2 separate regions of the Homo sapiens genome follow, and region 2 is linked to region 1. Evidence: chromatin loops called from intact Hi-C (ENCODE). Cell type or tissue: GM12878. All regions are shown on one strand. Links, peaks and the distances in the headings refer to the core of each region. The heading gives the core; the rest is flanking DNA.

Region 1 (12,724 bases), core at 4,996-7,495:
GATGACCAGTGATGATGAGCATTTTTTCATGTGTCTGTTGGCTGCATAAATGTCTTCTTTTGAATGATTTTTCTTTCTTTATGTGGAGTTGTTTTCTGTTATCTTTTTTACTATTTCCAATTCACCTATCTTCTGCTCTAACTATATGAAACTGCTTTGTTTCTGATAAACTTGAGCAGGGTAATGAGGTAGTATATGAGAATTAAATCTGGATAGAAAATGAAGATGATTAGCCAGCATAGGGTACTAAGAGAGAGTTGAATAGGGAATCTAATCCAGATTGCAGGTAAAATCAGAAAATGGCTACCAATCAACTAATTTACTTATAATAATGTATCCTTCTATTCCACAGGCTATGCTTGAGTCTTCTGGTCCAACTGTATTTATAGTAAAATAATAAGTTGATATTTTTGCTACTTATTTGTATCTGTGAATATAATTAACATGAATCATTTCTCTTTTTAGGTATTAACAAAATCAATCAGGTTAGTAAAATAGCAAGTCACAGAAAATGATTTTCTCACCTTGTCAAGTTTTCTGGCATCCCACTAATTGACCTCTACCTTTCATTCAAACTAAGAGACTATTCTCCTTGCACATCGTTTCCCTAAATTCCACTAGAATAATCCTACTCAACCTGCAAGGCTTAGCTCAAGTACTATCTTGTCTGGAAAATTTCCCTACCCTTTTCCCTGTCCAGCAGAATTCATTATTCTACTTGTATGAGAATGCTCATTAGAGCACTGATCATGTATTATACTTGGCTATACAAGAAAAAAAATATTTTATATTCCATCAGGGCACAAGGCAAGTCTTTCTCATGTTAATAAACCCTCTTTTCACCTGAAGTTTATAACACATTGGGAGCTCAATGGATGTTTGTTGAATTTGTTTTCCATGATATCAGGGTCAAAGATATCTTAAACCTGACACCTAAATAGCACTCTACCTGCCACTGCCATCTCCATCATTACTAAAGAATAGACATTTTATTTTTTTAATACCCTCCAATCCACACACACACTGATAAATTACTGACAATATAAAACTAACAAGAAGTAAGGATGAAATGGACCCTAATTAAAATGTATTTACCATGAATTTAAAAATCAGATGTTATGATGAAACTACATTTTTCAGGAGAGTGTATCTGTGAACAATAAGACCTATATTTTATAGCTAAATATCTACTAGTAGTTACACCTACATTTGCAAAGATCTTTTGACCTAAACAACGGAAGCAATACTTTTCTCTTACTTTGAATTGAACTCATTAAACAAATTATTACTGCTTAATTAAACTTTTCCCTCCTTTTTAAATAAATACATTAGGAAAACTATAACAAATAAAGTACTACTAAGATTGACTGTTACTCTTTATATAGAGCCTATAATGGGCCAGGTACTTGTGTTAGTACTACATTTGTTGTATCACTAACCATTATATTCATGAAATGAGACATTATTTTCTTTATTTAGAATCTCGATATTCAGTAAGCATATAAAATTTGTAGTGAGGCTGGGATTTTAATCAAGTCGGTCCAACTCCAAAGCCCACAATTTTTCTAGTGTATCACACTCTCTCATAGCAAGTTTTGTTTGGCCATATTTTCAGCTTTGTCCCAAGTCAACCAAATCTCTGACTGTTAGGGAGCAGTGGTAGTGGAGTTACTAATAGATAATTAAAGCCTCCATTATCCTAAGCACCCAGGCTAGGAACCTTCTACTATTCTCTTCCACATCAGCAATTGTCAGAGTCTTGCCCCTTTTCTTCCTTCAACCCACCCAACTCCTTTATTTATCTTCTGGTTTCTATCTTCACATTTTTATATCTGCATTTTCCTGTCCATTTTACTATCAAAATATTAACTTGTACTCTTGCTTTACTATTACTTACATATACTACCATACAATCTTTACTCCTGCATCTCCTTTTCAGTCTTAAAATCATCCTAGCCTTCACTAACAGATAGACATTCCTACAATTCAGGTCATTTCACTACCCTACCCATACCATCCACTTCTCTATACTACCTATTGATTTATATTACTACACTTTAAAAATACCTCTTTCCTTTTGCAGATGATGTAGAAGTAAAAATTAAATCAGAATACTCTCAGATTTTATCACAAATTACAAATAGTCATACTGTCAACAATAAATATGACAACACACATTAGAAAATTTTGGCTACAGACAAACCATGTTCAGGACCTTTTGATAAAACTGAGTTGTCCTAATTCATTTTACCTACTTGTGGCAATAATTTCACACATCGTTTTCTGCTCTCTAAGAGTCCTCTAAATTTGGTAAAGCAAATGCATGTCTAGTTTTAGTAATTCTGTAGGAATGGGCACGAACTCAATTACTCACCTCAGAAACTGACTGGCAGGCACTTTGCAGGGTTTTAAAAATACTTGTGCTCTTGGAATTTAAATGTACTGACGACAGTGAGAAAGGCAGAGCCTGTGTCCTTTGCTTTGAGGTAATCCTGAGTAGGAAGAATTACTGCTAAGTGAATTTCCAGTGCCTCCCATGTAGCTGAACTCTGAAAGATGTCAGTAGAGAACTTTTATAGAACATTTGGCTGTCTAGGGCTAAGATAATAGCACTATTCCTATACTTATATTTATAAAACCAATGACTGAGCAGCTTCAAAAGCTCTTTGCTGCTTGATTCCCATAATAAATCTCCTCTTATATGTGTGTGTGTATATATATACATATATATTCTATTGGTTATGATAGAATGTGTGTATGTGTATGTGTGTGTATATATATATTCTATTGGTTATGAATATATATATTCTATTGGTTATGATTCCCTAGAAAACCCTGACTAATACACCTATTGAGATATTTTTACATCCCAGAAAACAGTAAGATAGTCCAAGAACTGAATTTAAGACAAAAGATGAATATCCTAAACAGTTGCCTATCCATTTTTGCTTATAACTTGCTACAGTTAAAGAAAGCACTGTAATGTCAGATAATATTGTGATTTATCACTAAGATATTAAAAAGAGTTTATGATTCTTTTCCTCTAAATCACAGTCTAAAATGACAAACTCCCTTTCACTTTGCTCTCTAAATAGTTCCATTTTCCTTAATAGCCACTCTGATATTTGTATTAAACATGGGTAGCAAGGTTTAGGTTCTGTATGATCATTTATTTTGGAATGTTCTACCAACTCTCACACAGTATGCTCTTTGGATATGATATTTGCTTAATAAATATTACCCATTCACCCAATAAATGATTCATTTATTTGATCATTTATTCACAGTGATGTTTAAAGCCCTGTGATAGGAAAACCTTTAGAATTTTGTAATGTGTCCTCTGCTTCTAAGTCCTCAAAGAGTCAGATGTGAGTGCTTAGGGAAGTCCTCCTAGTATATGGGTGACATATACTGGAACTGTGTGTGACTTCTGGGATAAGCTAGGGTTATAGAGATCAGGTCCTGGCAGCATGGCCACAGCCTGCAGTGTTACCATTCCACTCTAAAAAATAGGAAACCATTGGCTCTAAGAAGGTAGGTGATTCATCCAAAATTAAACATCAGAGGAGGACAAACCAAGCCTTTGACTTCAATTTACTTATCTCTTTCTATAGCCATTTCCCATTGCCTACTCACAAATAAATTAATTGAGCATTAGAAGTCAAAGCTTCCAAGCAAATAGGAAATGGAAAATAAAAGCTAGGAGTTTTTATCTACCCGTACTTTGTTTTGTTTCCTGATAAGATTTTTTAAAATTTATATTAGAAAGGTAACAAACTCATTGTTAAACGTTTTGAAAATGAATGTACCAATTTTGTGTTTCATTCTTGTGTCTATGTGTATTTTTTTCTTTCTCCATTCCAAATCATGACTTTATGTTCCATTGTCAAGGAATCTTTTTAGTTTGTACAACTACTGCAGCACCCTGTACAAAACATGGAGATTATTACACTCTCCTTCCAACTTCCCACCATCATCCTTCCCAATTATGTTTGCATAGCCCAAATTCTTATGGAGAATTATGAGAAGAAGCAAAACACTCAGGCAAGGTAGGAAGGATTCAGACGATTCATGTATTTAGACTCGGTATCAGCAACCCTCATTCCTCACATTAACAGCAGGTAGCAAGACTTCTGAGGAATGGCTACCTGGCCACATGGTAGAAGATAATTTGTATAAGATTGATGAAACAGATACTTGATTTAGAATTAGGAATTTAGTGCTTTATACATGGTAATGCATAATATTACATAGCAATATGTAATAAATAGGAATACATAATGTATAGTAATACATAATACATAGTAATGCATAAATATAACATAGCAATACATATTAAATATGTATTTAATAAGATTTATAAATATTTAATCTTCAAATTGCCACTTACCTTATAAAATAATGCCTTACTAGGAAAGTCAGTTTATTCTTACTGGGAAACAATTTTACCACATGAAAATTTGAAGAACTATTTGAGGAGAAATGAAGAGATTTTGGATAACAAAATGCATGGTGTCCATGGTAACATTGGACTATATTTGCAGGAGTTCCCAAGACTCAAGCTTGGTGCAGAGGTAGGAGAATATTTCTTAAATTTCAAGGCATGATATGGCTTGAGCATGGATCTACCATTAGTAACTAGCGTATTACTAAACCAGAAGATTCTATTCAAAGGTTTGAGGCTTTACAAGATCCATAGGACACTTGCACAGCTTGGAGAAATTGAAGGGGAAAGAAGTTTCAATAATGCCTGAAATTAAACTTCCTAGCCAGTTGGGGGTTAGGAGCAGTTTAACTTTGACTTATCAAAAGAAATGTGGCATTTCTTAATCTAGTGCTATAGAATAGAAGTCATACCCATTGTATCTAGTTACACAAGAGAAAGATAATTTTAAAAATCATATATCCCACCACCCTAATATAACAATGGTTAGCGTTTTGTTGTCTATAATTTTTTTTTAAATTTATGCTGGTAGATATAATTTTGATAGGATTATACACTATTCTGTCATCTCTGTTTTTCTCTATTCACAGTATGTTGGAAACATCTCCAAGACCATAAAATATTTTTAATGGTTGTATAATTTTACAGTGTGTGGACACACAATAATTTATTAAAGAATCACTTATTTTAAGGTGTTATACTGTTTTCAACCTTTTCACTTTTGCAAACAAAACTTTGATAAACATTTTTTAACAATCTCAGTTCAAGTCCACAATGAAGTGAAAAGGCAAGGCAGGGCGTGGTGGCTCACGCCTGTAATCCCAGCACTTTGGGAGGCCGAGACGGGCGAATCACAAGATTGGGAGTTCAAGACTAGCTTGATCAACATGGTGAAACCCCGTCTCTACTAAAAATACAAAAATTAGCTGGGCGTGGTGGTGTGTACCTGTAATCCCAGCTACTCAGGAGGCTGAGGCAGGAGAATGGCGTGAACCTGGGAGGCGGAGATTGCAGTGAGCCAAGATCATGCCACTGCACTCCAGCCTGGGCGACAGAGCGAGACTCCATCAAAAAAAAAAAAAAAAAAAAAAAAAAGAAAGAAAGAAAAAAAATAAAAGGCAAGCTTCAATGTGAGAAATCATTAGAACATTAATATTTTTACGTCTCCTTGTAAAAAGCAGCCTGGATCACGTAGATGGAAGAAGATTCTGGACATCCAAAGGAACCTGGGTAGAAAGGGAGGATTGGCTGCAAGAACAGGGAGAATGAACATGAGAGGAGAATAGCAAGCATTTATTAATGGTCTGGAAAACATATTTATTCTCATTTAATTTTTAATTGCACTGCAGCAAGTTATTACCTACATTGTACAAATGAGGCCTAAAATGATCAAATTGCCTAAGTTAATTTACAAAGTGTTAAAACACAGATCTAAACTCAAGTATTCCTGATTTCAAAGCCCATGGTGTGTGTTTGCTTGTTTCCTTCACCATTTTGCATAAGCAGAACTTAAACCAATAATAACAGTGTTCATGCAGTTTTAAAATATGTAACGAATGATGAAGGAAGCAAGGAGTTTAAGCTTCTGAAAAAAACTCTTCTTGCTATATTAGTAAGAGATGTGCTTGTCTTACTCTTCACCAGGTTAATATTAAACTCACAAACCTTCTTAAACCTGCTTTATGCAGAGATGGCATTACATTTTCCTATTACCAAACCTCTCTTCCACCAGAGGAATGAACGAGGAATAAAGTTAAAAGGGAATCATTACTCATCAACTTTTCTTATAACCTATTACTTCTCTTTACTTCTATTTGTAAAGACAAAAATACAGTGCCTACTATATGAAACAAACATGTTTTCAGAAATGTTCACTTGATCATTATTTTCTGAATAGTTTCAATCTAAATGAATATATACACAGCCATTTTATTTTATGTGTATGTTCTTTAGAAAAATTACAAGTCAGGGAAGTCTTAAAATAGGAGGTTTTCAGTTTCTGTTCCTATTCTGAGGCCACGTTCAGCATCTTTTTATGAAAACATAATGACTCATGAGAGTGGTCATCAAGGCATTCTGCTGGGATATATTTCCAAAGCTAACAGCCATCACGCAAAGGAATACTCGCTGAGAAACATCTGCCCTCTTTTAATGAATAAGCAACTACTAATAATATGGCTTCTTCATGAATAGGGAGATTAAGCCTCCTTCTAGTCTATCCTAAACAGCTCAGCTGTGGAATTCAGGCATATTTCAAGCTCTTTAAGTGACTTTGGGGGTGCTTGGTTCACAGGTGAAGGCTGTACCAATTTTCATCCCATCTCTGCTATAGTTAGAGCTGGGTCTACAAAATTTAGTATCTGTAACATTATTTATGTGATAAAATGTTGTAAGTTTGTGGACAAACTAGAAAAATGAGAAAAATCCTATATACAATAATGACATTAACTGTCCTTTCAGAGGAATTCTAAGGTTTACCATTTACTGCGAGATTATGGACTTAAACATTGGTGTTAAAATAGCATTCCAAATTTGTATATGAATTACTTTGTTTTTGTTTATTACTGGGTGAAGGAGGGAAGAGATCTCCTGATCCCTGATATCCAAAAGTCTGGGATTCGTGGCTTAAAACCTTTTTTTCAGAACAGCTAGGAAACTTTTACCCTCTTAAAACTCTTTTTGCAGTACAAATGTTTTCAACCTCTTAAGGAGTGTGATCATCAAGAAGGAAGACTTCGTTAGATTGCATAATAATGTGATAAATCATTATCCCAAACTTCCATTTGCTGTCTCTTCAGTTAATACAATCTGCCAGATAGCATTCCCTTACTGCCCAGATTTAGAGCAATCCAATATATTTTTCATCACACACAAACACACACACACACACACACACACACACACGGGCTCCCCTCTTTTCCTCATTTTCCCCATATCTTTTCCTAACAGTAGGCAATATGGTCATCATCACTTTAGTACACAAATATCTTGTCACTTTCCTTCCATGGCTCGCCAATTCCTTTAACATGGTCTCAAAATATCTGGTCCCATCCTGATTCAAGTCAGCCTCACCTGTTTCTCCTTACTCCAAGGCAATACTGTACTTCTTTCAATTTCAAGAGCATCCCATAGTCTTTCCTATCTAATTACTTTCACACATAGCCCATTCCTTTGCCACCATCTCTGCCTTGCTGGTGCCTGCATGACTTTCAATTTTCAATTTAAAAGTCACTTCCTCCTGAAAGGTCTTACCATGTCAACATCCCCCTTTCCTCTACCCAAAGTCTAGCTTCTGTCCTTTTGTTCCATTTCACCTGTAATTCTCCATCTTAAAACTTCTCATCACTTATGCAACACTTACATTTCCTACCAGTTTTATAGACTAGACAATAAGCTTTGGGAGGGAAGGGACTATTTTGTGCTCTGTCATATAAGCAATTCCCAACATGATGCCTGCACATGTTAATAATTGATATTCAATAAATATTTTCAAATGAATGAATCCCCTCTACTTAGTATTGTAAGTCCTTTTTTCCTCTTGTGGTTTTAAAATTCTGGATAGTAGACTCAATAGTTCATCTCAATTAATTCAAAAGGCAATGTGATGAATTGACACCACAATTTCCAAAGCTGTATTCTGTATTTAATATATGATAATGTGCTTTCCTGTAATGCTTCTCCTTTGTGTTACCCAATCATGCTCCCTAATTCTGGTTGAGCTTTTTTTTAAGATAAGGCATGATGCTTGAATTCTGGGTCATAATTAACATCAACTCGTATGCTGCTATTTATCATATCAATTTTAAGAATGAACTTTGAAGACTCTGTAACATACTTGAACTTGATGATTGAGGACAGCAGGGTTTCTTGGCCATTTATGAAGGGTGTGACACACTGAAATCATTAAAATTAGGGTAAACCGTTGAATTTTATCAAATGATTGCTATAGAGGAAACCACAACAGAAAACTGATCAGCCCCATCCTAAGCAGTTTAAAAAATATCAGGTGGTTATGTTGAGCAATGCTTACTGAATCTAAAAAGCAAAGTCACAAACATTTCCAGGCCTTGAAAACAAAAAAAAATGCACTTTGTATGTACAAAATCTGGAAAAGTTTTCTAATTATATACTTGTATATATACACATACATTTATGTATATATGTACACATTTGTGCATCCAGAAATGGTCTCTTTCAGGGCTAATTTTGAAATAAGAAGATGAAAGGAAAGAGAGGGTTAGATAGAGGAAAGAAGTGGCTCTAATTCAAAGAATTTTATGAATTTAGAGAGGACAATGATCCTTGAGATCACCTAAGAAAACTCTTACCAGTTTACTGGTAAGGTGAGGAACTGAGACATGGATTGTGCACTGATCTGCATTCACCCATTTCACGATTTTTAAATGGACATTAGAATGTTTAAAATTTGTAATGAACGTTAAGCAGGGTTTAGCCCTTCCTCAAGTTAGATGCTGCACCAAATTCCCTAATGCTTTTGAAATCCATTCATATTCCTGAAGCTATATTTGAATGAACTCTCTCCTTGTAATTTCACATCTAATGAGATTTTAAGTTCCGTTATTTTATCCCACTCAGTATCACTTAAATTATTTTTTTTTCTATTTCCAGGGCCCCAACTCTATTCTTCACAACTCCACAACTGGGGGATGTCATAAACTCCTCACTGGTCTCTCTGTAATTCAGCCTGTAGAAAGTAGCCAGAGTAGTAAGAATAACTATCTCAATAATCATTTTCATCATAATATATTACAGTTATCCTACCACTCAAAAGCTTACATTGCTCTTCATTGCCTACAAAATCAAAAAAAGTTCATAGCAATCAAGAACTGTCTGCCCTCCAACAGGAAATTTTCCTTTCTTCACACACATTAATGTGTTCAACCTCATCCGCTCTGTGCACTGGCAAATTGGATAGAATATGTAGGTAGTGGGAAGACCTCAACATTGTTTCCCATCCTTGCCTATCATCAGATGTATGACCTTGCTACTACCTTTTATCCATTCTGAGCTCAAGTTTATTCATATCTAAAGGGTATATGTGTTTATTTTCTACTACATTGACTTACTGTGAAAATTAAGACATAATTTAAGTAAAGCACCTGCCATATATTATATATATTGTACATTTTAACTATTACTATTTTATATATTTGCTCTGCCTAATTTCACAAAGGATTTGAGTAAACTATTAACTACATATACTTTCATTCATTTATGCAATCAATAAACATACACTGAGTACTTTTTTCGTTTTGGACACTATGTTAGTTAATTGGGATACAAAGAAGAATACGACATAGGCCCTCACCCTGAGAAACTTCACATAGGCACAACGTATAAAAATACAAACAGAAAGCAATGTGAGTATCTAGGAAAAGCAATACACTGTGTATTAGAGGATTGGTGAGTAAAGACTCCTAAACTGCCAAGATTTGGGAGCTGGGTCAAGGAAGATGGAACAGAATTTCAATCATTGGGCAAAGATGAGTAAAAGCTATGAAGGCAAAGAAAGAAAACAGAAGGCTATCACAAGTAGATGAATAGAATACTATAATAGTCATTATTATCATTATTAATTATTAAAGGCCTACATCAGAAAACATTGCTCAGTTCCAAGCTAACTTCTGGTTACCTTACTTACAGCAAATTGTGTATTAAATTCTGACTTTGCCCCAATTTATCTGTGACAGAGTCCTTACAACTATGCCCACACCTTGGTCCCTGGTGCTCTCCTCTCTGAGCTAGTTCTCAGCTTCTATATACCTCAGAATTGTGTTTTAAGTTCCCGAAGTCCTTCCTTCTTGGGTTCCTTATTCATCTTGCTTGCTTACCCATTTTGTTTCTTGTCTTCTCCTTGACCACACTGGCCTCCCAGGGTTTTGAATTTAGCCTGTCTTCTGGGAATACTTCCACCAGAGTAGGATCTTCCCAACCACACACCCCTGTGTGTATGACTTCAGGTCTCAGTTTAAATGCCACCTTTTCAAAGAGCATTTCCCTACCCACTTTCTTTCCTCACCCCCAAATTTTAAAGAACAAGTCAGTCTCTTCCTTCCATTATTATTCACTTTCATTTTTTGCATTGCAATTTTTATATGGTGATGTTCTCATTTGTTTCTTTGTTCTCTGTTTATTTCTCATTCCTTCTGCTAGGATATAAGTTATATACAGTTTGGGGCCTCACCTCTTGTGCCTAGAACACTTCTTGGAACATAATAAATGATCAATAAACATTAGACTAATGAATGAAGAAGTGAATCACTACCTCTACGCTGGCAGCTGACTCCTAAATTTCTGCCTTTCAGACTCTCATAGCCACTAGATTTCTGTTTCACTAGACTCTTAGTTTTAAAATCTCAAGACCTGCCCATTGGTTGTCACACAAGTCCCTACATCCACACGAGCCTAAATTCAACCTTCTCCATCCCAACTCTTAACTCATATTTTATTGATCAGCAATTTGACCCTCTTTTTACTTTAGCTAACAATATTTAATTGTCATCCTTCAACCAAATTTACTAATAGCATAAACTATTACCTAGACTTAGCTATAGGAGTATAATTTATTTCCATTATTACCTTAAGGTTCTGGTTTAAAACTCCACTATTCTCAACATTTTTCTCTAACCACCTTCTAAGAACAGTTTCTTGTCATTAGGCCCTTTATCAGTTTATTCAAGCTGAACCAAATTGTAATTATTACGGTGTTGATTTTATTTTTTAATGTCACCGAACATAGATATTTCTTTTCCCTTGCTATACTGTAAGAGTTTTAAATTAGAGATTACTATTTTTTAATCCTTATATTTATCTTCCATCACAGTTTCATGATTTCTTCTCAAGAGATAAAAAGTAAACACTTTCAAATAAAACTGTATTCCAATTATGACTGACATTATACAGCTTTGTTGTGACTAATCAGAGTGTCTGAATTTCACCAAATCCCAAAGCTCGTCACCTCTTCACTGCAATAATTATGTATTAGCATGTATTTCTTATGTAAAGAAACTCCTTTTATTCTCCTCAACCAAGACAGTGGGCTCCTTGAAGGCAAAAGCCACCTCAATAATTATGTATTAGCATAACTCCTTCTCTTCTCCTCAACCAAGACAGTGAGCTCCTTGAAGGCAAAAATCACAGCTCATTCATCTACGACTCTCTAATAGCTAACACATTGGTTGGCATATTGCAAGGGTTTAACAAAACTCTATTGAAGACCTAAGTAAATTAATTGTGTTTCCAAAGGTATCGCGGAGCACAGTAGATCTTTCACTCCACCAGTAGCCTGGAATGTGATGCTGAAGTGCTGGCTCAATGGTCAGGTGCAGATGGGTTTGCTGTGGACCCTGTGCTTCAGTACCGAGATGTAAAGGGTGCAACATTCTTCTTAACTTTCTTTCACTTGTTCTTGCAGAATGTCCATTCTTTCCTCAATGGAAAGAAAATTTGATTTGTAATATTTTAAGTGCTTTTTCAATTTACATGGTTCAAAGCCTTATAATCTATTTTTCTATATTTGGTAGCAAAGCAAAAGGAAGAATTGGTTGTACGTTTAGACTTAGAAGAATTGATTGTATGTTGTAGCAAAGAAGGAAAGGGGTGAAAATGATATGTTCCTGAGCAGGATGCTAAAGCAGCCACGTCTTAGGAACAAAAGAATCAGAAAACAAAGGAGGGACTGACTCACTTCCATCATTTAAGAGGCAGAGGATGAGAATTAGGTAAGGCTCAAAGTCAGAGAGGAATTAGTAACAGCTTTTACTTGAGGTTGGATGAGTGAACTCTTAACTTAGGGCTCATTACATTTCCTTGATTTGGTTCCAGCATCTGAAACAAAGCCAAGTACTGTACACAGGGTCAAGTAGGTCCAGGTGTAAAGATTGGAGAAAAACAATAACAAGGAGACAGGCAGGACATCATCTTCTTGGGTGCACTCATAGATTTCATCATACCCATTTGAGTCCTCTGTTTATCAGGCTTATTTACTGTATTTCTCTCTTCCCACATAGGTACATACGTGTGGCGCTATACTTCTTTTCTTGCCAGCTTATTTCAGCCTATTTTTAACCATGTACATTTTCATTGGATAAGAATTTATTATAGTATATGTTGATTTGCATCAGCATTTTATTATTGGAAATTTAATAGCATTTCTTATTCTGGCAATGTATTAATCTCATTGTGGTTTCTATGTAGTACCAGAATCTTTTTTTATAAACTGCTAATCCTTCAGTTGATTGAATATTACAGTTTATATAG
Region 2 (12,724 bases), core at 4,748-7,247, 51 kb after region 1:
ACAGCGAGGGTCAAGAAGTAGAGGTGATATCAGAAGTATCAGGTACTGCTGGGAACACAAAGAAGTTTGAGATGAATTACCTACATACATTAATAAAAGGTTCTCAGTTATGTTACTGAACAGAGTTTCAACAGGAAGACAGGTGAAAAACAGACTGTAACATGTGGAAGAATAAAAAAGAAGTTGAGGAAATACAGAAGACAGAAAAATGTGGCCATCTAAATAAGTCTGGCTGAAAAAAAGAAAAGAGATTTGTAGCCAGGGGAGGAGACAGGGCCAAGGGTTTTTTTTTTTTTTTTTTTTTTTTGGTTTTGTTTTGTTTTTCATCATGGTGATTGTTTCATTTGAACATGTCAGCAATTAAGGGGCAGGAGTCAAAAAAAATAGGAAAATACAGAGGAAAGCGGGACAGGCTGACAGAAAAGAATGCAAAGAGAGATGAAGAAGGGGAAGAGTACAATTTTGGGAGAGCCTCGGAATATTATTTGGTCAACCTCCTCTTCTTCCAGGAAAAACAAACCAAACTCCTGTTATAATAATAGATTTCAAAGCTACTTTGCTAAATAGTCAGCTGGTTTTAATCTCTTACCTAACAGATTTTCCTAAATTTCCCTTTGACATTATTTTCATACTGAATAGGTCAGTTAATAATACGGTTTTGAGTTTTATTAGCAGAAAACCCCCAAATTTCCTGTTTTGAATGATTTACTTTACAATCCTAAATTCCTGTAACCACTTTTCTCATATCTGATATGTCCCTCTTGTGTAAAAATGTTCTTTAAAGATAGGTCACAATTCAAAATTAGATAAATTACCTTAAAGGAAGAATAAGGGATTAATTTATATTATATATGTATATATAGTATCAGTCTTAAAGGTCAAACAGAATTTAGGCTAAATGTTAAGTAAACTGGATTTATCTTTAAAAAGCACTTTGGAATTAATAAAACCAATGCTATTCCAAGAACTGAGATGTTAAAATGTCAAGTTAATTCTCAATTTTTTTACACAGTTTGAAACAGAATTGAGTCAAGACTCTAAAATGGTAAATTAATCATGCATTTAAAGCACATTTGTTTCTAGAAGATATGGGGAAATTTACATTGGTATATAGGAGATTCTGATGCTTGGGTGCATTAAAATATTTCAAAAAAATAACAATGTAAATATCTAACCATTTATTTAGATTTATTCCAGTGCCGCTGCCAAAACCCCGTCATACCTAAAGCTACATCTTCCCTAATTGAGGAAAGCAATTAGCTTGCTAGTTTATATTAGTACCTAAGGCAGGCAACTACATTAGCTAAAAGAGGAGTTGGTTTACTATCTAAAAAGTGTTTATTTTTATTATGCCAATGAAAAATCTACCTAATTAAACACAGGAAGTGACAACATTTGGTAAGAACTTTTAGGCATTATTGAGTGTTAATTTTATATTGGTATTTCATCCTTATCATTGCTTTGCATGTTTTTCTATGTTCTTACTGGATCCTATGCATTTACTCATAATTGTATTGTCAACGTATCTGAAAAGTTAGGAGCATTTTTTTTTTTTTTTGAGATGGAGTTTCATTTCATTTTTGTCGCCCAGGCTGGAGTGCAATGTCACTGTCTGGGCTCAATGCAACCTCCACCTCCTGGTTTCAAGTGATTCTCCTGCCTCAGCCTCCCGAGTAGCTGGAATTACAGGTGCCCGCCACCACGTCTGTCTAATTTTTTTTGTATTTTTAGTAGAGACGGGGTTTCACCATGTTGGCCAGGCTGGTCTCGAGCTCCTGACCTCAGGTGATCTGCCTGCTTCAGCCTCCCAAAGTGCTGGGATTACAGGAGTGAGCCACCATGCCCAGCCAGGAACATGTTTTTATATAAGCTATAAAAGGAGAGTTACAGGCTGCAATATGGAGCACAAGAAAAATATCTGACCCAAACACAAAAGATAGGTGAGGCTGGGCATGGTGGCTCACACTCGTAATCCCAGCACTTTGGGAGGTCGAGGCGGGCGGATCACTTGAGGTCAGGAGATTGAGACCAGCCTGACTAACATGGTGAAACCCTGTCTTTACTAAAAATACTAAAATTAGCCAGGTGCTGTGGTGTGCACCTGTACTCCTAGCACTTTGGAAGGCCAAGGTGGGCGGATCACTTGAAGTCAGGAGTTTGAGACCAACCTGGCCAACACGGTGAAACCCCGTCTTTACTAAAAATACAAAAATTAACCTAGCATGGTAACGTGTGCCTGTAGTTCCAGCTACTTGGGAGGCTGAGGCAAGAGAATCATTTGAACCCAGGAGGCAGAGGTTTCAGTGAGCAAAGATCACGCCGTTGCACTCCAGCCTGGGCGACAGAGTGAAACTCTGTCTCAAAAAAAAAAAAGGTATATGAAGGCTTCTAGAGGAAATGATTTCTAAATTGGGATGTAAAGGTAAATGACTAGCTTGCTCTTTAGAGGAGTTTTGGTAGTGGTTATGATGGCTTTAGAAAAGGATAGTGAAAGTCATGGCATTGGTCATGGCAATCTGCAATTGAAAACACAGGGTATGCTAGAGCTTACAAACTAATGTTCCCTAGTTATCTTGCTGTGTTGTGAATGAGTTACAGACATGTTTAAATATTGATTCTTTTATGCTTGGGGGAGTATGTGAGATCTTAGACCAACTGGCTCTAGACACAACCAAATTTACTGGTTTACCCCAGTGTACCATGAATTTATTCTCGTTTTCCATGTATTGTGAAGTAAAAGAGGTTCTTGGGGAAGCACTGCCTTAGAGTAAATAAAGTAGCTGATGTGGCTACAGCATTGAGTGAAAATTGGTAAGTGAGGAGAAATGAAGATATGCAGTTAGGCGTGGAAATATCGTGAAGAACCTTGTTACTTGTTATAAGTATTTTTTCAGGAAGCCATCTAATTGATTCAGGCAGGAAACAAACATGAAAAGATTTGCATTTCTAGAAAACCTCTCTGGATGCAGTGAGAAAATAGTTTGGAAAGAATTCAGCAAGAAAGACTAGTTAATATGTTATTTTCTTTATTCTTTCTTTTATTTTCTTTCTTTTTTTTTTTTTTTTTTAGATGCAGTCTTGCTCTGTCACCCAGGCTGGAGTGCAGTGACACAATCTCGGCTCACTGCAGCCTCCAACTCCCAGGTTCAAGTGATTCCCCTGCCTCAGCCTCTCGAGTAGCTGGGGCTACAGGTATGCACCACCAGGCCCAGCTAATTTTTGTATTTTTAGTAGAGATGGGGTTTCATGATGTTGGCCAGGTTGGTCTCATACTCCTGACCTCAGGTGACCCGCCTGCCTCGACCTCCCAAAGTGCTGGGATTACAGGTGTCAGCCAATACGTCTGATCTATTGTGTTATTTTCATAAGCCAAAAAAGTAGTAGTTATTGGCCTGAGCCTGGGTAATAAGAAAAAGAATAGAGAGTGTGAATCAGTTCCAGAATGGTAAAGAAACAGAAACTACTGAACCTGGATATTAAATAAATCCTACAAAGGAGGGAGAGGTAAAGTTCAAGGGTGACTTGCAGGTGTTTGTTTTAACTAATTAGGTGGATGCAATAGTAATAGTTGATGTTTATGAGTACTGTTTTAAAAAAGCACATCTGGCACTACTTTAAGAATTAAATCAACTCATTTAATCCTAACAATATTTCTCTAAGGTAGATTACTAAGCCCACTTACAGATGAAATAACTGAGGCCTAAGGGTAAATTATTAGTAATAAGAGCCTGGATTTTAGTCCAGAAAGGTTTGTTTTCTTCACCACTACTTTGTACGGTCTCTGGTGCTATTCACTGAAATTGGGAACATAGGAAATTGAGCTGGTTTTAGTGTAGATCTAATAAGTTCAATCGTGGACATTGCTATGGACTGAATTATGTTCCCCCCAAATTCATATATTAAAGCCTTAACCCCCCAAAGTGACTGTATCCTGAGATAGGGCCTTTACAGAAGTAATTAAGGTTAAAGGAGATCATAAGGGTGGGACACTAATTCAATAGGTCTATGGCCTTATAAGAAGAGAGAGAAAGAGTCAGGGGGCAGAGGAGAGAGAGAGAGAGAGAGAGAGAGAGAGAGTAGAGAGAACTGTTATGTGAGGACACAATGAGAAGGCAGCCGTCTGCAGCTAGGAAGGGAGCCCTCACCAGAATCCAGTCATGCTGACACCCTGATTTCAAACTTCTAGCCTCCATAATTGTGAGAAAATAAATTTCTTTTGTGCAAACCACCCAGTCTATGGTATTTTGTTATGGCAGCCTGAGCAAGCAAAAACAGACATAGATCTGTGGGAACCCCAAGAGGAACTACATATGTGAATCAACATTCAGAAGAGGCACTGAATGGAGATATAGATTTAAGAGTCATCAGCACATGGGAATAAAATTAAGCCATGGAACCTAATTAGATTGACCAAGAGCTTACATGTAACAAAGAGAAGGCTAAAAATAAAGCTCATAGAAACATCAGTATTTAAGAAATGAGCAAGGAAAATAAGCTAGCAAAAAAAGTTGGGTAAGAAGAGTTAGCATGGAAAAATGGAGAAATGAAACAAAAGAATATAGAGTCACAGCCACCAAGAAATGTTTACAGAGAAAGGAACAGAGGAACAACATTAAATATTACGGAGAGCTATAAGGAATAACAATTATCCGTTGAATTTAATCGTAAGAAGTCAGTGTAACCCTTAGTGAGAATAATAGACTTGTAAACGTATAGAAAAATAGACATATAGAAAAATATAAAGAGTAAAGGAAGGTTGGGAAGTGAGAATTGATAACTCATTCAAAAGGTTGGCCTTAATGGAGAAGATACATGAGAATAAATGTAGGCAAATATGGAGTCAAGGAAAGATTTTGATTTTAAGAAAGGAGAGATTTAAGCAAGCTTAATGCTGATAGGAAGGAGCAAATATAGAATGAATTTGAGAGAGTTGGGATCATTAATAGACAAGTGGATAGAAATACCTCTCCTTGAGAGGTCAAGTGGATAGAAATACAGAGAGTTCAGGTAGAGAGGTTTAGGAGGAAAGACATTGCTTCTTTTAAGAGAGGAAAGAAAAGTGAATATGGATGCAGGTGAGTCTTTAGATTTAGAGATAGATGTTGAGAGGCTCTTTTTCGATGGCTTACATTTTCTCTAAGAATTAAGTAGGAAGGTATTCTAAGAATAAGAGGGAAGTTGAGGAGGCAATGGACAGAAGCTTACTTTGTAAAAGCTCTAAGGTAATAGCTCTAGAGAAGGAGAGAGTGAGCTGATCAGGAAATATGAAGAAATTCTGGACAGAATTGCAGGTTACTGCTACGGTTAGAGATTTAAAAACAAAACAAACAAACATGGCATAGCTCTGTCGGGGAGGTCACAACATTTTCTCCAGTGGCACTTATCTACAACTATCTAACACTTCATAAGTGATAGAAACGTTGGATTCAGCATGTCTCAGGTTTTGCAGGTCATTTGTGACAATAGATTAGAATCTAGATTATTGGTGAGAGGAGAACAACATCCGGAAAGGAAGGTTGAAAGTACTGAAAACCTGATAAGTAAGAATGAAGGAAAAGGGTTCTGGAATTACAAGTTCCTTTGAGGTAAGGCAGGTGGTAGGGATGTAACTGACAAAGACATTATGGCCAGAGAGTGGAATGACTGAGTTTAAGATTTCATGTACTGCAGTTCTAGATGGTGACAAGCTCCAGAGTGTGGTCATTGGGAATGAAAATAAGAGATTTTCACAAAAGAAATAAGGAAGTGAAAAAGCTTATAAATAGGTGAAGCCCTTTTAACAAGTAGTCAAAATGTAATCTGAAGCTCTCACATCAACCTTATCCTGTTCCAGTTCAAGCATGCATATTACAGAGAGAAAGAAATCTTTGTGCTCTACTCAGTAGGAGGTAGCCTCAAAAGAAAATTTCAAAATCAGGACACCTGGACCCACACCCTTGACAAACCTCTGGTGTTATATATAGTTTCCATGTCCTCAGCACTTTTAACTCCTGCCAAACACAGCCTTCCCTCAAAAGTGAGATCCTTTTCACCTGTAGTCAAGGAGCCCTGTGCAGAAGAAAACTCAATACAATTTCTGCAGCCTTTTTTCCACCACCACCTCAACTAAGAGCCAAATGTGTTGACACCCCAGTGGCAATATATAGATCAATGAAAGCACTAATGCCTATGCACTTTTTCCCTGTTATTAAAAAAAATTATCTTCTGACAGTTTTGTAACTATTTCCAAGCTTCTTTTTGTATATGTGTTTAACATCATTAAAAGTAATGGAATGATTCCAGTCCATAGGAAAGTTAGAATCAAATTTCAGAAAATATATGAAGGGAAAACTGATTTTATTACATTTTATTAAAATCAGAATTGTGAAGATAGCCTAATGAGTCATTCTGTTACTACTTTTAAGAGATAAAAAAGGCCATTTTGACTGGTCTTTTCCATTTCTAAAAAACACTACACCATACTCACTTTTCTCCAAGCTCCTCCCAGAATATGTATCATTCTTGCCTTAGAATTCCAAATACTCCCTGCGCCAGACTTAAAGAATGTCATCACTACAGTTTCTACAAGTACTATCACTCTCCCTCATATTTAGAGTTCAGGTTTTATGGGCTGTTTGTCATGAGCAGGTCACCTAAATACCATTCTCTATTCTTATATAGTGATCATCTGTTCTAAATGTTATTCAAGGTTCATTTAAGTGTTTTTTTTTTTTTTTTTGAGACAGAGTCTCGCTATGTTGCCCAGGCTGGTCTTGAACTCCTGGGCTCAAGTGATCCACCTGGCCTGGCCTCCCAAAGTGCTGGGATTACCCGCATGAGCTACAATGCCCAGCATCACTTAAGTCTTATCTCTTTCATTAAGCCTTCTCTGACCATCCTAAGCTGCAGAGAATTCTCCCTCTCTCTCCATGAAGTACGTATTTGTTGGGCACCTAATGAGATATAGCCACTCTACTAGGTGTTGGTAATATATTGTTGAATAAGATGGCTTACATAAGCAAGTGGCAAAGAACATAGTTTAAAAATATGTACTTTGTAAATCAAATTTTTTAAGAAGATTCATGATGGAAGGAAAGAAATTTAACATTTATTAAATCTCTTTTTTTATAGGCCAGGACTTTAATCTTTATAACATCCCCTAAGCTTTTACAGATGACAAAACTGTAGCTGGAAGAGATTACAGTTAAGCAAGTCATACAAAGGTCATGTGATAAAGCAGAAATCAGAAATCATCTGTCTGATTCCAAAGCCAAGCTTTTGCCACTTTGTTGAGGATGCCTTTATAGAGTAGAAAGGAAGGACAAATCTGATTACAGTAGCAATCATTTATTGAATGAGCCTCATAAGCATATTGGGCTTATAAACCAGGCACTGCATTAAATACTTTACATAGGTATTTATTTAATTAGTATAACCAAACTATGAGGTAGACATTATTATTTTCCCTATTTTATAGATAAAGAAACTGAGTAGTGAAAGAATTAAATAGCTTGTCCAGTTCCCTAAAGCAAGTAAATGATGGGGGCAGAATTTGAACCTATTTTCTTCTTACTACAGAATTCAAGATCCTAACCATTTTATTTTTATCAACACCTAACAGAAGTCTACATTGTAGTCTTGGCTCCATTATTGTGAGTTGTTTGAACATGCAAAAAATTTCATGAGTTTCAATGTCTTGGTTTTTCAAATGAGAAAAAATAATGTCCATCCTGCTTTTTTACAGGAAAGTGTGAGGCTCAAGTGAGAATTATCTATACGATGCTTTATTAGTAGTAGGTAAAAAAGATAAAGTTATGTTTAAGCATAGGATACAGGCTAGGAAATTCTGAAAAGTGGCCTATTATTAAATCAATTACTCAAGGAGTCATTTTACTTATAGGTTTAGAAACGACTACTTATTTTTAGTGAAAGACATCTTAAAAATTTAATAAAGGATAACAACAACTTTATTTTTAATGCAAGTCATTTCTGAAAATTCAATGGTAGATAATATGGAAAATTGTCTAACCATAAAAATACATTTCTAATGCCATTATCCTGAGATTTATCCTTGTATGTGGCTGTTACTGCTTAAGGGAAAGTTGGAAAATTTAGGACAGCAATGCAACCATGCTCTGATGTTTCAAAGTGCAGTGAGGGTCTCAGATTAATTAGAAGTAATATACTGAACAATCCAGAATACAGCGGCAGTGCAGTAGGTGGCTCTGGTAGGGCACCCAGGCTGAGATAAGAGTAAAGGGTTTGCTCCACCCTGGGTGAGGACCCTTCCACTGGGGTGTCCTTTCCATTTGTGTGGAATCCAGTGCCTTGTAGCACCATCTTGAGTACCTGGCCAGGGGGGTTGCATGGTACCATAGTAGGGTCCTGTTGTTTACTGGGTTTTTTGTATGCTCACCTCAGCAGCCACCAGGCACTCTGCTCAAGCCAGGGATACAGTGGCACAGGTGCCCTGGGTTCTCAACTCCAAAATTCCAGACTCCAAAATGGTTTCTAGAGTAATCTGGCATTCAGAGCCTTGCTCGCAGTGCCTGAGGCATGGGCAATGATTTATTGGAAGTTTTTTAGCTCTGGGAAAGTCAGGTAATCTTCATGGGTTAAGGGAACAGGCTGCGGAGGTCAACAGACCCATTTTACAGATGGGAATCCAAGGAACAGAGAGACTAAGCTATTTGCAGATCACCCAGGTTACTTTTGGGAACCATTCCATGTAGAAGTTGGCAGACATTACTGACCCAAGGTGATTAGGACTGAGATGGGTGTGCTTTGAGCATAAATTGATCCTATGGAGGAATCACCCCAAGAGCTGATAACTTCTGACTTGCCTCGTCAACCAAACTGAGCTGCAGAGCATATCGGACCGTTCAGGCAGCCACTGTTCAGGTACTTGAGGAATTGAAGTGCTGTGGACATACCCACTCGGATGTGGCTTACATGTGGGTAGTAGCACAGGGGAGAGGAGCGTTAGTCAGACAGGAGGAGACTCTCTGGGTGACTTTGGGTAATTTCCTCTCCCTCTGCAGGCCTTCATTTCTCCAGTGGTAAATGGAGGGGTTGAACAGGAGGGCCAGCCCAGTGGTGGGCCACAAAGATGTCTCTAGCCATGTCCTTGCCATCAGTGGAGTGGGAGAGGAGACTAGAGGTGACAAAAGTCTATGCCAGGAACTGTAGGAGACAAATAGTATCAACAGGAAATGACACAAGGGTAAGATCTGTATAAAAAGCCCAACATACCTGGTCTGAATTTTTCAGGATTCTCAACCAGCGCACAGCCTGGGGGCAGCTTAGGAAATGTCTGTTGAATAAGCTTTGCAATGAAGGCTCTGTCCCTGTCTTCAGGGGCACCACAGTCTTGCTGAAAGGAGTTCTTTCCTTTTTAGTGGCTGTTGATTATAGGTGAGGTAAGGGATGATCAGAGAGAGAGACTAGAGCTCAGATTGCCCTGATAGCCTTCAGCTTCCAGATACAATCAGATCTACTCTTGACCCGTGTCTGCTTAAAACTCATTGCCATCAGGATAAAGTACACATTCTTTAGCAGATGAAGGCTTTGCATAACCTGACTCTCTTCTTCAGATCAGATTAGGATTTTTCAACCTCAGCACTACTGATAATTTGGGTTGGCAAGTTCTTCGTTGTTAAGAAGCTGTCCCTGGCCCCTACACATGAGATGTTAGCAGTACATACTCCTCTCCAGTTGTGACAAACCAAAAATGTCTTCAGACACTGCCAAGTGTCTCCGAGGGAGAAAAATTCCTCTTCCTTGAAAACCACTGGACTAGAGGAGGGTCAGTCGTTGTAAACCTCTTTTATTTCCAGGAGTTTGCCTCACCATCTCTTTCCTCCCAGGTTTTGCCCATGTTTCTCCTCTCTTTACCAGGTGGATCCTACTAGTCCTGCAGATGTCAGATGTTCCCTTTCCTGGGAACCCCTTTTTGAACCTCCTCAGACGGTCAGGTGCCACCTCTGGGCTTCCGCGGCACCCCCCCACCCCGCCCCAGCTATGATTTCCCTACCCCTGCCCTGCTCATTCTGGGTGGTCACTGTGCAGTGACTGAGCTGTCTTTCTCCCCAACACCAGACTGAGGGCCCCAGGAGGGCAGAGCCAGGACTGTCTCAGTCACCACCCTAATAGTGCTGTCTTCAGCACTGTCAGGCTCAGGGGCAGGCACAGAGCAGGTGTTCTTCAGGTGGGTAATGAATGCATCGTGAAACATCTTGGGATGAGGTGGGATTATCTGATACTCTTGGTATATTCAGATGACCAGTGAGGATGTGCTAGAAAGCCTGGATTCCTGTGGCCCCTGTACATCCGTTATGGTTTTGGCTACCTCCTGGGGCCCTTAGGGGATGTCCCTGGAAATTGTGAGATGAGATATGCAGGTCCAAGATCAGAAAGTGTCTTAGCCATCACTGTCCACAGCTACCACCATCGTCCCCTCTACCTCCATGAAAACTAGCACAGATATGGCAGTCCCTGGGCCCAGACTCACGCCCTAGACCATCTGCTCCTGCTTTATCCAGAGGTTCAGACACAGAGCCCACCGCTCTGCCATTCATTCCTTTAACTAAGGTGTTTTGAGCTACTGCTACACGCTAGGCTCTGTGCTAATGCTGGGGACACGGCTATGGACAAAGAAGACCCTGCTTTCTTGGAGCCCAGGTTTCTAGTTGAAGGTAGGATAGGGAGGTGGAAGATGGACAGGGACAAACAGTATACCAGACAAATAAGAAAAATGTACAGTATGCATGTAAAAATCCACACATGGTGATAAGTGCCACGAAGAGAAACAAAGCTGGGGAAGAAGATAGGTGGGAAGGTTGCAATTTAGTAGAGTTGTCTGGAAAGCCTTCTCTCAGGAGGTGACATTTGGACAAAGACTTGAAGGGGGAAAGGAAGGGACTCACACAGATACAGAGATGATTGTTTAAGATAAAGGGACAGCCAGTGCAAAGGCCCAGAGGCAGGAGGTGGCTGAGTGGGTGAGTGAGGGGAGAAGGCTGAGAACAAAGAAGCAGGAAAGGGGCCAGATCATGCCAATCCTTGGGGTCATGGTAAGGACTCTGCCTTTTCTCTCACTGAAGTGGGAGCAACAGGAAAGTTACCTGTTTATTGAGGTATAATTTAGATACCTTGACATCTACCCGATGTTAATATAGAGTTCAATGGCTTTTAGTGCATGTACGCAGTTCTGCAGTACAACCATCACCACGGTTTCCTCTAAGGACACTCCTATCCCCTCAGAACATTCCCTCTTCCCCTTTGCAGTCACTTTCCAGTTTAACCATCAACCCCAGACAAGTATTGAGGTGCTTTCTATCTCTATAGTTTTGCCTTTTCCAAACATTTCTTATTAATGAAATTAGACCCCTGCAAAAATCCTGTCTAATATAGTTTTTTAGTACTTATCCTCCAGTGGTGAATGTCAACAATACACAAAGAGATGGTAAATCAAACTCTCAGCAGTGTCGTGTCACAGTTTGGTTAGTAAACTGTGGCATAGACAGGTCAAATAAGTCACTGTAGTCATGAGATGAGTCAATCACAGCAAGAAAAGAAAAACAGAGGATATGATATTGAGACTTCTATCTCCCATTCTCCATTACTTCTTACTGTGTAAACTTTTCACCCTACTAAACCCCTCTCCAATGAAAACAGCCTTAGGTAGGAAATCCCAATGTTTCCAGATCAACTTTGGAAAAGAATGCCTTGTATGTTTGTGTTTGATAACATTGTTATGGTTACTAAAAGATCAGCTCATGTTTCTGGAATTCTCTAGGACTCCCCAATGCAAAGGCAAGTCTATTTGTGCACACAAGCTTCTTGGTTTAATATTTTCTTTAACGTCAGGTTGCTATGGAATAATATAAATCAGTGAATTTCCTTAATATCCAAGCTAGTCTAAATTGGTTTTAAATATGATTAAATGTAAATGAACAACACTATCAGCAATTTTTTCCCCTGTAAGCTGTTTTACAAAAGAATACATAGTTGTGACTGCACAAGCACCCTTCAGAGACAAGAATGAATTAAAAATGGTAGAGAGTTAAAAGTGGTCACCTTAGCAAAGTTGTCTGATTAGACTTTCCACTCTAGTTGTTTACTTTGTCAACCTTTCTGCTTATGCTGCTAGACTGTGATTCCCAGGGCAGGAAATTCAGTGACTACTGATAAATGACTGTTGAATGAATAGGCCTTATTTCCATATATAACTATAGAAATTCTAAATTTGAATCTATAACAGGGAAGAAATAAAAGGAAGCAGAAATCTCAATCACTTACTTAGCCAATTGATTTATCGATCTTTACCCTTCCACGTATATTTTTTTGGTTAGTATGATAACAAAAAGTGTATGAAGTTTTGCAAGGTATTACAAGACAAACTTTCAAATACTAGTGTATAAGGTCTATTTTCAAGCAATTCATAGAATGGTCAAAATATATTAATCTCACAGCCAGAGGGAGACAACACACAGATTAAATTGTCAGGTGCAAACAGAATAGGGTCTTATGAGTGTTCTGTAAAAACAGGTAGAAATAAACAGGCGCCATATTTAAAGAGAATAGTAACATTAATGAACTATAATCTCCATTACATTTCAGATGTTGGAGTTATAATAAAAATTTATATAGAAGTATCTAGTACCAGCATTGATAGTCCAGAGCTATCTTGGTCCAGTAGCTGCAGCCGCAAGACAGCGTGAGGATAGAGTAGAGTTTATTATTA

The links. Peaks named below come from ENCODE experiments on the same cell type or tissue, not always from the same donor. Only the 100,000 strongest peaks of a DNase experiment are listed, where the experiment ranks them.
Region 2: it touches region 1 in a loop (3-fold over the local background); 1 of 110 quality-filtered maps calls a loop at or near these places.

The regions. Positions count from the first base shown.
Region 1 is chr1:186,813,096-186,825,819 of GRCh38, reverse strand. No RefSeq gene overlaps it. Among named protein-coding and RNA genes, the nearest start is that of PLA2G4A, 9.5 kb to the left of the region's middle. In GM12878, for the core only: no CTCF peak of the experiment used is centred there; a DNase peak (open chromatin) is centred at 6,499.
Region 2 is chr1:186,762,203-186,774,926 of GRCh38, reverse strand. No RefSeq gene overlaps it. Among named protein-coding and RNA genes, the nearest start is that of PLA2G4A, 60 kb to the left of the region's middle. In GM12878, for the core only: no CTCF peak of the experiment used is centred there; a DNase peak (open chromatin) is centred at 5,766; H3K27ac peaks cover 896 bases.